2 separate regions of the Homo sapiens genome follow, and region 1 is linked to region 2. A link is an interaction called in ENCODE POLR2A ChIA-PET data of the cell type or tissue named here. Cell type or tissue: Caco-2. All regions are shown on one strand. Links, peaks and the distances in the headings refer to the core of each region. The heading gives the core; the rest is flanking DNA.

Evidence for each region. Peaks named below come from ENCODE experiments on the same cell type or tissue, not always from the same donor. Only the 100,000 strongest peaks of a DNase experiment are listed, where the experiment ranks them.
Region 1: POLR2A ChIA-PET joins it to region 2 with 6 read pairs; 12 of 35 experiments call an interaction of 5 or more read pairs at or near these places.

What each region holds. Positions count from the first base shown.
Region 1 is chr10:13,105,029-13,109,402 of GRCh38, forward strand. OPTN (optineurin) reads left to right here. Exons shown (of 15, transcript NM_001008212.2): 2 at 3,110-3,261; 3 at 4,084-4,260. The coding sequence starts at 4,095. Among named protein-coding and RNA genes, the nearest start is that of OPTN, 7.1 kb to the left of the region's middle. In Caco-2, for the core only: no CTCF peak of the experiment used is centred there; DNase peaks (open chromatin) are centred at 2,733 and 3,183.
Region 2 is chr10:13,307,075-13,311,471 of GRCh38, forward strand. It overlaps the pseudogene RBISP1. Among named protein-coding and RNA genes, the nearest start is that of PHYH, 9.2 kb to the left of the region's middle. In Caco-2, for the core only: no CTCF peak of the experiment used is centred there; no DNase peak of the experiment used is centred there.

The DNA.
Region 1 (4,374 bases), core at 375-4,374, 200 kb before region 2:
GCCTCAAATGATCTGCCCACCTTGGCTTCCCAAAGTGCTGGGATTACAGGCATAAGCCACTGCACCCGGCATCAATTAAATTACTTTTAGTAAAATTTTGGTATTAAGTATTTACATGCTTATATTTACCGTTTATGCTAACTTCTTATGTTTGATGACATTTGAATTACAAAATATTTTTTCTAACAATACACAATATCACAGAATTTGCTGTCATTAGGACAGTTATAGCTATTCATGAGAGTGACTGGCCTGCCCGTGATACTTGGTGTATATGCATTGAAGGGTGGGGTTTAGATTGTGGTCTTTCTAGAAACTAAAGAATATTTTTCACAGAGTTCATAAGGATTATCATTTGCTGGATGAGTCAATAAATACCACTAGAGGTCATGTGACTTCCCAAGGCCACACATCTGGCTAATGGTACAAATGTTTTTTTCTGTGGCCTCCCTTAGCACGACCCCACTTTTTTCCTCGTATGCTTATAAAATCCGGGCAATGTGAGAAGTCAGAAACACTGATGTAACAACTAGAACCAGTTTTAACTTTATTATGGTGGTATCTGTAGGCTTGGTGGAGGCATAAAAGGTCATGGAGGGGCCCGGCACCGTGGCTCAAGCCTGTAATTCCAGCACTTTGGGAGGCTGAGATGGGTGGATCACCTGAGGTCACGAGTTCAAGACCAGACTGGCCAACTTGGCAAAACCCTGTCTCTACTAAAAATACAAAAATTAGCCGGGTGTGGTAGCACATGCCTGTGATCCCAGCTACTTGGGAGGTTGAGGCAGGAGAATCACTTGAATCTGAAAGGCAGAGGTTGCAGTGAACTGAGATTGTGCCACTGTACTCCAGCCTGGGCGACAAAGTGAGACTCTGTCTGAAAAAAAAAAAAAAGTTCATTGAGGAAAAAAATCTTAACAGTTTTCAAAGAAACGTCTCTCTCTTTTCTTCCCTCTCTTCTCCCCTCCCCTTCCTTTCATTTTCAGAAAAAAAGGAGAAATTTGTGCATATAATAAGATGAAACCAAACACACTTCTAAAAATCTGCTTAGATCCTTTCTTTAAAAAAATCTGTTGAATATTTTCATGGCCTTTGCAAAATATAGTATAATCACTGAATACCTAAGAAAAATTAACTGTTGGCAAGTAAATGATACAGATGACAAGGATTTTCTCTTTTAGGTCTATTACCTAGAATTTTAGTATTCCTCTGCAAATTAGGTAGGAACACTGTTACTCAGTAAAACCCTATTTTAATGAGATGATTCTGGGTACAAAAAAATGAATTTTACAGAAAATTAGAAACTGATGGTCTATTCAGATTATTTTTGTGAGAAGAAGAGCAGTCTGTTCTAGTCACCTAATGCTAAGCTATGGAACACTTCTGCATTATACCTGTTTTCTAAGTGAATTTGGGTGTGTGACACATAGATACAAAAAGTTCAAAAATGAATCCTATGGTTTATCAGTGTTTTCTGCTTCGTAAGATTGCCATCACCCTCATTACATGACTACATGAGAATGCCCCTCTTGGTACTAGCTCTTGTAGGAAGAAGTGGCACAGGCTGTACTGTCACAGGGTGTGGTAGGTAGCTCTGTCTCTGATTACCTACAAGTTCCTCACACCAAAAGGAGGTTACCAGGTATTGCTTCCAGAAGATCTACAGAAAGCCCAAGGTATTGCCTCCTGTGGCCAAGGACGCAACACCACAGTGGTGCATTTTGTTTTATTTTAATTGATGGCTATTAAATGCACACATAGATATCATGACACAGTTACATGTCAGAAACAGGCAGTGCTCTTATCTCTATCTTCCAGGGACTGATATCATGTGTAATGGATTCTTCACAACTCAGGGTTCACACAGGCTCCATAGTCATGAGTGGCTGATGGATCTCATTGAGACCAGTGCCTTTCCCCCGTTAGAAATGGGATGCTCGCTTCCAAGTTCTCTCCTCACCCCTTTTGTGCATGCGTGGCTTTCTGCCTGATCACAGTTGTATAGTGTACATTGGTGCTTAATACCTATTTATTGGATAGATGGATTTTAAATTATTTTCTAAGGTCCAGGAGCAGTGGCTTATGCCTGTAATCCCAGCACTTTTGGAGGCCGAGGCCAGCAGATCACCTGAAGTCAGGAGTTCGAGACCGGCCTGGCTAACATGATGAAACCCCGTCTCTACTAAAAATACAAAAATTGGCCAGGCATGGTGGCTGACGCCTATAGTCCCAGCTACTTGGGAGGCTGAGTCAGGAGAATCACTTGAACCCAGGAGGTGGAGGTTGCAGTGAGCCGAGATCGCTCCACTGCACTCCAGCCTGGGCAACAGAGAGAGACTCTCAAAAAACCAAAACAGTCTTTTTTTTTTTTTTTTTTTGAGACTCTGTCGCCCATGCTGGAGTGCAGTGGCACGATCTCGGCTCACTGCAAGCTCTGCCTCCTGGGTTCACGCCATTCTCCTGCCGCAGCCTCCGGAGTAGCTGGGACTACAGGCACCTGCCACCATGCTTGGCTAATTTTTTGTATTTTTTTTATTAGAGACAGGGTTTCACCGTGTTAGCCAGGATGGTCTCGATCTCCTGACCTCGTAATCTGCCCGCCTCAGCCTCCCAAAGTGCTGGGATTAGAGGCGTGAGCCACCGCGCCCGGCTCAAAAACAATCTTCTAACAGTAAACATCCTGGAAGTAAATAATATGCTTTTTCAGGCATGTCTCTGGACTTTGGCCATTCTTGACCTTTGTAGAATGCGTGTGTGGGCCATGTGTACACAGCGTCAGCGGGGAGGAGTTGCCTTTGCTATGTATTGCTTTATAATCTATCCCCATCAGCTCTTGAAGAAAATACATCATTTTCACCAAGTGTGAAGGTGGAAATTTGTGCTGAAACATGTTTGCCTGGGTGGTTGGTAACACAGAAGCAGAGTGGGGATTTACTCATTGGTCTTGCATTTCTATGTCCACATGGATGCCTCTACAAAACAAAATGATATGTGTAAAAAAATTTCAGACCATGCAATACCTAAAGATATCTTAGTCTTTTCAGTATGCATTGAAAAATAGACTATTAAAGCCTAAGTACTCAGTAATATAACTTTGTTGTTTTACAAGGTGTGGCTTTGATAGCTGGTGGTGCCACTTCCTGGCCTTGGATGAGCCGTACGCCTCTGTAAACCCAACTTCCTCACCTTTGAAACAGCTGCCTGGTTCAGCATTAATGAAGATTAGTCAGTGACAGGCCTGGTGTGCTGAGTCCGCACATAGTAAGCATTCAAAGAATGTTAATTCTCCCTTTCTTCTTAACCAAAAACACAATAAACTAAATATAGGTTTTAAAACAGCTTTTTTGAGATAGAATTCACTTACCATGCAATTTACTTGAAATAAGGAGATTTGAATTTGAAGATTTGCATGGGAAATTTTTTTCATGATACCTTGCCCATGTCTACATATATCCTGATCATCATGATGTCATACCCTCGTCTCCCTCCCCCATTTCCCAAATCCTTATTGTACCCTTTTTTTTTTTTTTTGGTTTGAGACGGAGTCTCGCTCTGTTGCCCAGGCTGGAGTGCAGTGGCGCGATCTTGGCTCACTGCAAGCTCTGCCTCCCGGGTTCACGCCATTCTCCTGCCTCAGCCTCCCGAGTAGCTGGGACTACAAGCGCCCAACACCAAGCCCGGCTAATTTTTTGTATTTTTAGTAGAGACGGGGTTTCACTGTGTTAGCCAGGATGGTCTCAATCTCCTGACCTCATGATCTGTCCGCCTCGGCCTCCCAAAGTGCTGGGATTACAGGCGTGAGCCACCACGCCCGGCCCTCATTGTACCCTTTTATACACCCATACACACACACGCACACACACACATGCACACATGCGCGTGCACACACACACACACTTTTCTGAAGCTACATATACCTTTTTTGTTTAAAAGGAAGAATCAAAAATGTCCAAAATGTAACTGGAGAGAAAGTGGGCAACTTTTGGAGTAAGTATTAGCAATCGCCAATGGGTTTGTGGGACTCCCGGGGACCCCTTGTGGGGCGGGGGACAGCTCTATTTTCAACAGGTGACTTTTCCACAGGAACTTCTGCAATGTCCCATCAACCTCTCAGCTGCCTCACTGAAAAGGAGGACAGCCCCAGTGAAAGCACAGGAAATGGACCCCCCCACCTGGCCCACCCAAACCTGGACACGTTTACCCCGGAGGAGCTGCTGCAGCAGATGAAAGAGCTCCTGACCGAGAACCACCAGCTGAAAGGTGAGCAGGGCTGGCCCCTGTGTGCCCCATTCATCCTGGGCCTGCAAGAAATGCCATCCCTTTGCACTAAGGCTTGGTGGTGAGCTCCCTTCTCCCCGTTTCCATAGGTGGTAG
Region 2 (4,397 bases), core at 159-4,158:
AAAAACTAGCTGGACATGATCGTGGTGTGCCTGTAGTCCCAGGTACTCAGGAGGCTGAGGCGGGAGGATCACTTGAGCCCGGGAATCAGAGGCTACAGTGTGCCATGATCACACCACTGCACTCCCACCTGGGCAACAGAGTGAGACCTTGTCTCAAAAAATTTTTTAAAAATCATATTAGTTTACATTATATATTACATATATATTTAAATGACCCAATGTTTTGTGATCAATAATAATACACATATATTGTAGAATATTTGAAAAAATATAGGGAAAAAACCCCTAAAATTCACCCATGTGGCTGCTCTTTGCAAGAAAACCGTTGTTAAAATTCATTCTATTTTTCCCATTCACATTTAGTTGAAATACATACATTTTATACAGGTATATACATATATATGTATATATTTTTTCAAAGTTAATATCACACTGAATACACTACATTGCATCTTTTTTTGTATAAAACACTTAATTTAGGCCAGGAGCAGTGGCTTACGCCTGTAATCTCAGCACTTTGGGAGGCCGAGGCGGGTGGATCACCTGAGGTCAGGAGTTCAAGACCAGCCTGACCAACGTGGAGAAACCCCATCTCTACTAAAAATACAAAATTAGCCGGGTGTGGTGGTGCATGCCTGTAATCCCAGCTACTTGGGAGGCTGAGGCAGGAGAATTGCTTGGACCCAGAAGGTGGAGGTTGCAGTGAGCCGAGATAGCGCCACTGCACTCCAGCCTGGGCAACAAGAGCAAAACTCCATCTCAAAAAAAAAAAAAAAAAAAGAAAGAAAGAAAGAAAGAAAAAAGAAAAAATACAGGGAAAAAAAACCTCTAAAATTAACTCATGTGGCTGCTCTTCACAAGAAAACCACTGTTACAATTCACTATATTTTTTCCCATTCACATTTAGTTGAAAAATATACATTTTATACAGGTACATACATACATACGTATATATTTTTTCAAAGTTGGTATCACACTGAATACACTGAATAGACTGCATTGCATCTGTTTTTGGTAGAAAACACTTAATTTATTGGTCTTTGTGGAGAATTAGGTGCATCACCAGTGTGTTACAGCTGAGCCATTAGTTTTGTAGCTTCATCAACATTAACTGGTTTGCTCTGATGACGCTGCTGAGGAATCAGCTCTTTCTGCAGAAGATCAAGAGAAAGGCCTTTTGAGAAATGTGGAAGTTCCTCTTGTACACTTCCAAAAGCTTTGTTTACTCTGCTGACTTTTTCATCATTCATAATGTGTATCTTCTTAAGATTAGCGGTAATTGGTTTTACTCTGTTTTTAGCCTTAAAGCTTTTTTGGCTAGCTATGCGAAATACGTTCCTGGACTTCTGCCCTCTAAATTTGTTCTTGGCCATTGTCAGGAATTCAATACTTGCGTGCAGCTTCTTAAACTCCAGGTGACGCCGCATCTTTTTTTCACCTTAGATTACAGCATAGACATTTTACCATGAATACATAGTCTCCAAAAACGTGACTTTTGAGGTAGAATTACAGATAATTTTTTTTTTTTTTTTGAAACAGAGTCTCAAAAAGAAACATTTAAAAAACTGATGGGTGTGGGCTGGTGGCTCAAGCCTGTAATCCCAGCACTTTGGGAGGCCGAGGTGGGTGGATCACTTGAAGTCAGGAGATCGAGACCATCCTGGCTAACACGGTGAAACCCCGTCTCTACTAAAAATACAAAAAATCAGCCGGGCGTGGTGGTGGGCGCCTGTAGTCCCAGCTACTCGGGAGGCTGAGGCAGGAGAATGGCGTGAACCCAGGAGGTGGAGCTTGCAGTGAGCCGAGATTGCGCCACTGCACTCCCCCCGGGTGACAGAGCGAGACTCCGTCTCAAAAAAAAAAAAAAAAAAAAACCAAGAAACAAAAAAATTAGCCGGACATATGGCGTGCACCTGTAGTCCCAGTTACTCTGGAGGCTGAGGCAGGAGAATGGCTTGAGCCTGGAAGGCAGACGTTGCAGTGAGCCGAGATTGCATCACTGCACTCCAGCCTGGGTGATAGAGTGAGACCCTGTCTCAAAACAAAACAAAAAAACAACACCAAAAAAGACTGCTGGGTGTGGTGGCTCACACCTGTAATCCCAACACTTTGGGAGGCCAGAGTGGGACGATCACTTGAGCCCAGGATTTCAAGACTAGCCTGGGAAACAAAGTGAGACCCCCATCTCTACAATAATTTTTTTTTAATTAGCCCAGGCGCGGTGGTGTGCCTGTAGTCATAGCCACTCAGGAAGCTGAGGTGGGAAGATCTCTTGAGCCTGGAAGGTCAAAGCTGCAGTAAGCCATGATCATGCCACTGCACTCCAGCCTGGGTGACAGAATGAGACTGTCTCAATAAAAACACACTTACTTACATACATAAATACATAAATTGGAATCATACTGCATATAGAGTTGTTTTTCAAAACTCATTATTACATTGTGAATATTTCCGTATTTTAAATGCCATAAGACCTGTTTTTTTTTTTTTTTTTTTTTTGAGACACAGTTTCATTCTGTCACCCAGGTTGGAGGGCAATGGCACTGTCTGAGCTCACTGCAACCTCTGCCTCTGGGGTTCAAGCGATTCTTGTGCCTCAGCCTCCTGAGTAGCTGGGATTACAGGTGTGCGCCACTACGCCTGGCTAATTTTTTTATTATTAGTAGAGACGGAGTTTTGCCATGTTGGCCAGGCTGGTCTCGAACTCCTGACCTCAGGTGATCCGCCCGCCTCAGCATCCCAAAGTGCTGGTATTACAGTTGTGAGTCACTGTGCCCAGCCTAAGACCTGATTTTTGATGACTTCATAGCATTCTAGCCTGTGGATTTTCCTATATTCATTGAACCAATGTCCTATTACTATATGTAAGTTTATGTTTTCTTTTCCTTTCTTTCTTTTTTGCTTACAATTGTAAATAATTTGATGAATGTGCTGATTTTCAGTGTTGGGTAGTCCCATGGATATTTCCTTAGGATAAATTATTGACATAGAGTTGCTAGTCAAAGGCTATTAAACATTTCAATATTGCCAAACAAGTCTCAAAATGCTGTTATCAATGAGCATTGAGCATTGACAAAACCTGGGCCTTATCCCCTTTTTTTTTTTTAATTTTTTTGAGATGGAGTTTTGCTCTTGTTGCCCAGGCTGGAGTGCAATGGCACGATATCGGCTCACTGCAACCTCCGCCTCCCGGGTTCAAGCGATTCTCCTGCCTCAGCCTCCTGAGTAGCTGGGATTAGAAAGAAGCATGCACCACCACGCCCTGCTAATTTTGTATTTTTAGTAGAGACGGGGTTTCTCCATGTTGGTCAGACTGCTCTCCAACTCCCGACCTCAGGTGATCCACCCACCTCGGCCTTCCAAAGTGTTAGGATTATAGGTGTGAGCCACCGTGCCCGGCCACCTTACCCTTTTTAAATTCTTGCCAATTAGGTAGGCAAAAAATAAAAAGACTTCATATTGTTTAAATTTGCCTGTCTAGTAAGATTGAACAAGTTTTGAGCTCTACATTGGTCATTTGTGTATTTGTGAATTGCCTGTCGATTTCTATCTTAGGGTAGGTTAAGCTATGCTGTAGTAATAAGTAAACCCTGAACTGTTAATGCCTCAACCAAATGAAAGTTTACTTGTCAATGATTCTCCAGCAATGACTGAGAGATCCGCAAGTCCATTTTGTGATGCTGTCACCTTAGACCTGCATCCTCTGAGGGTGTCAACGGAAGGCAGTCACAGTATAGGTGGCCCCGACAGATTTCAAGAGATTGCAGCAAGGCAGTGCCCAACCCACTGAAAACTGGGACTCAAGTGAAAGGGTAAAATAATGAGACTCTGGAAGCTGGTGACTCAGAGAGAAATACTACAGAGCAGGGGTCCCCAACTCCCATGCCGGGGACCCTTACCAGTCTGTACCCTGTTAGGAACCGAGCCACACAGGATGGGGTGAGCAAGCATTCCCACCTGACCTCTGCCTCCTGTCAGATCAGCAGTGGCACTGGATTCTCACAGGAGCGGGAACTGTTGTGAACTGCATGTGAGGGATCTAGGTTGTCTGCTCCTTATGAGAATCTAATGCCTGATAATCCATCACTGTCTCCCATCACCCCCAGATGGGATCGTCTAGTGGCAGGAAAACAAGCTCAGGGCTCCCACTGATTCTACATTATGGTGGGTTGCAGTTGTTTCATTACATATTACAATGTAATAATAGTAGAAATAAAGTACAAAATAAATGTAATGTGCTTGAATCATACTGAAACCTTCCCCGGGCACTGTGCCCCAGTCTGTGGAAAAATTGCTTCCACAAAACCAGTCCCTTGTGCCAAAAAGGTTGGGGACCACTCCTACAGAGGAAGACACTTAGAAGATGAATCATGTACAGAATTTCTCTGCTGTTGTAT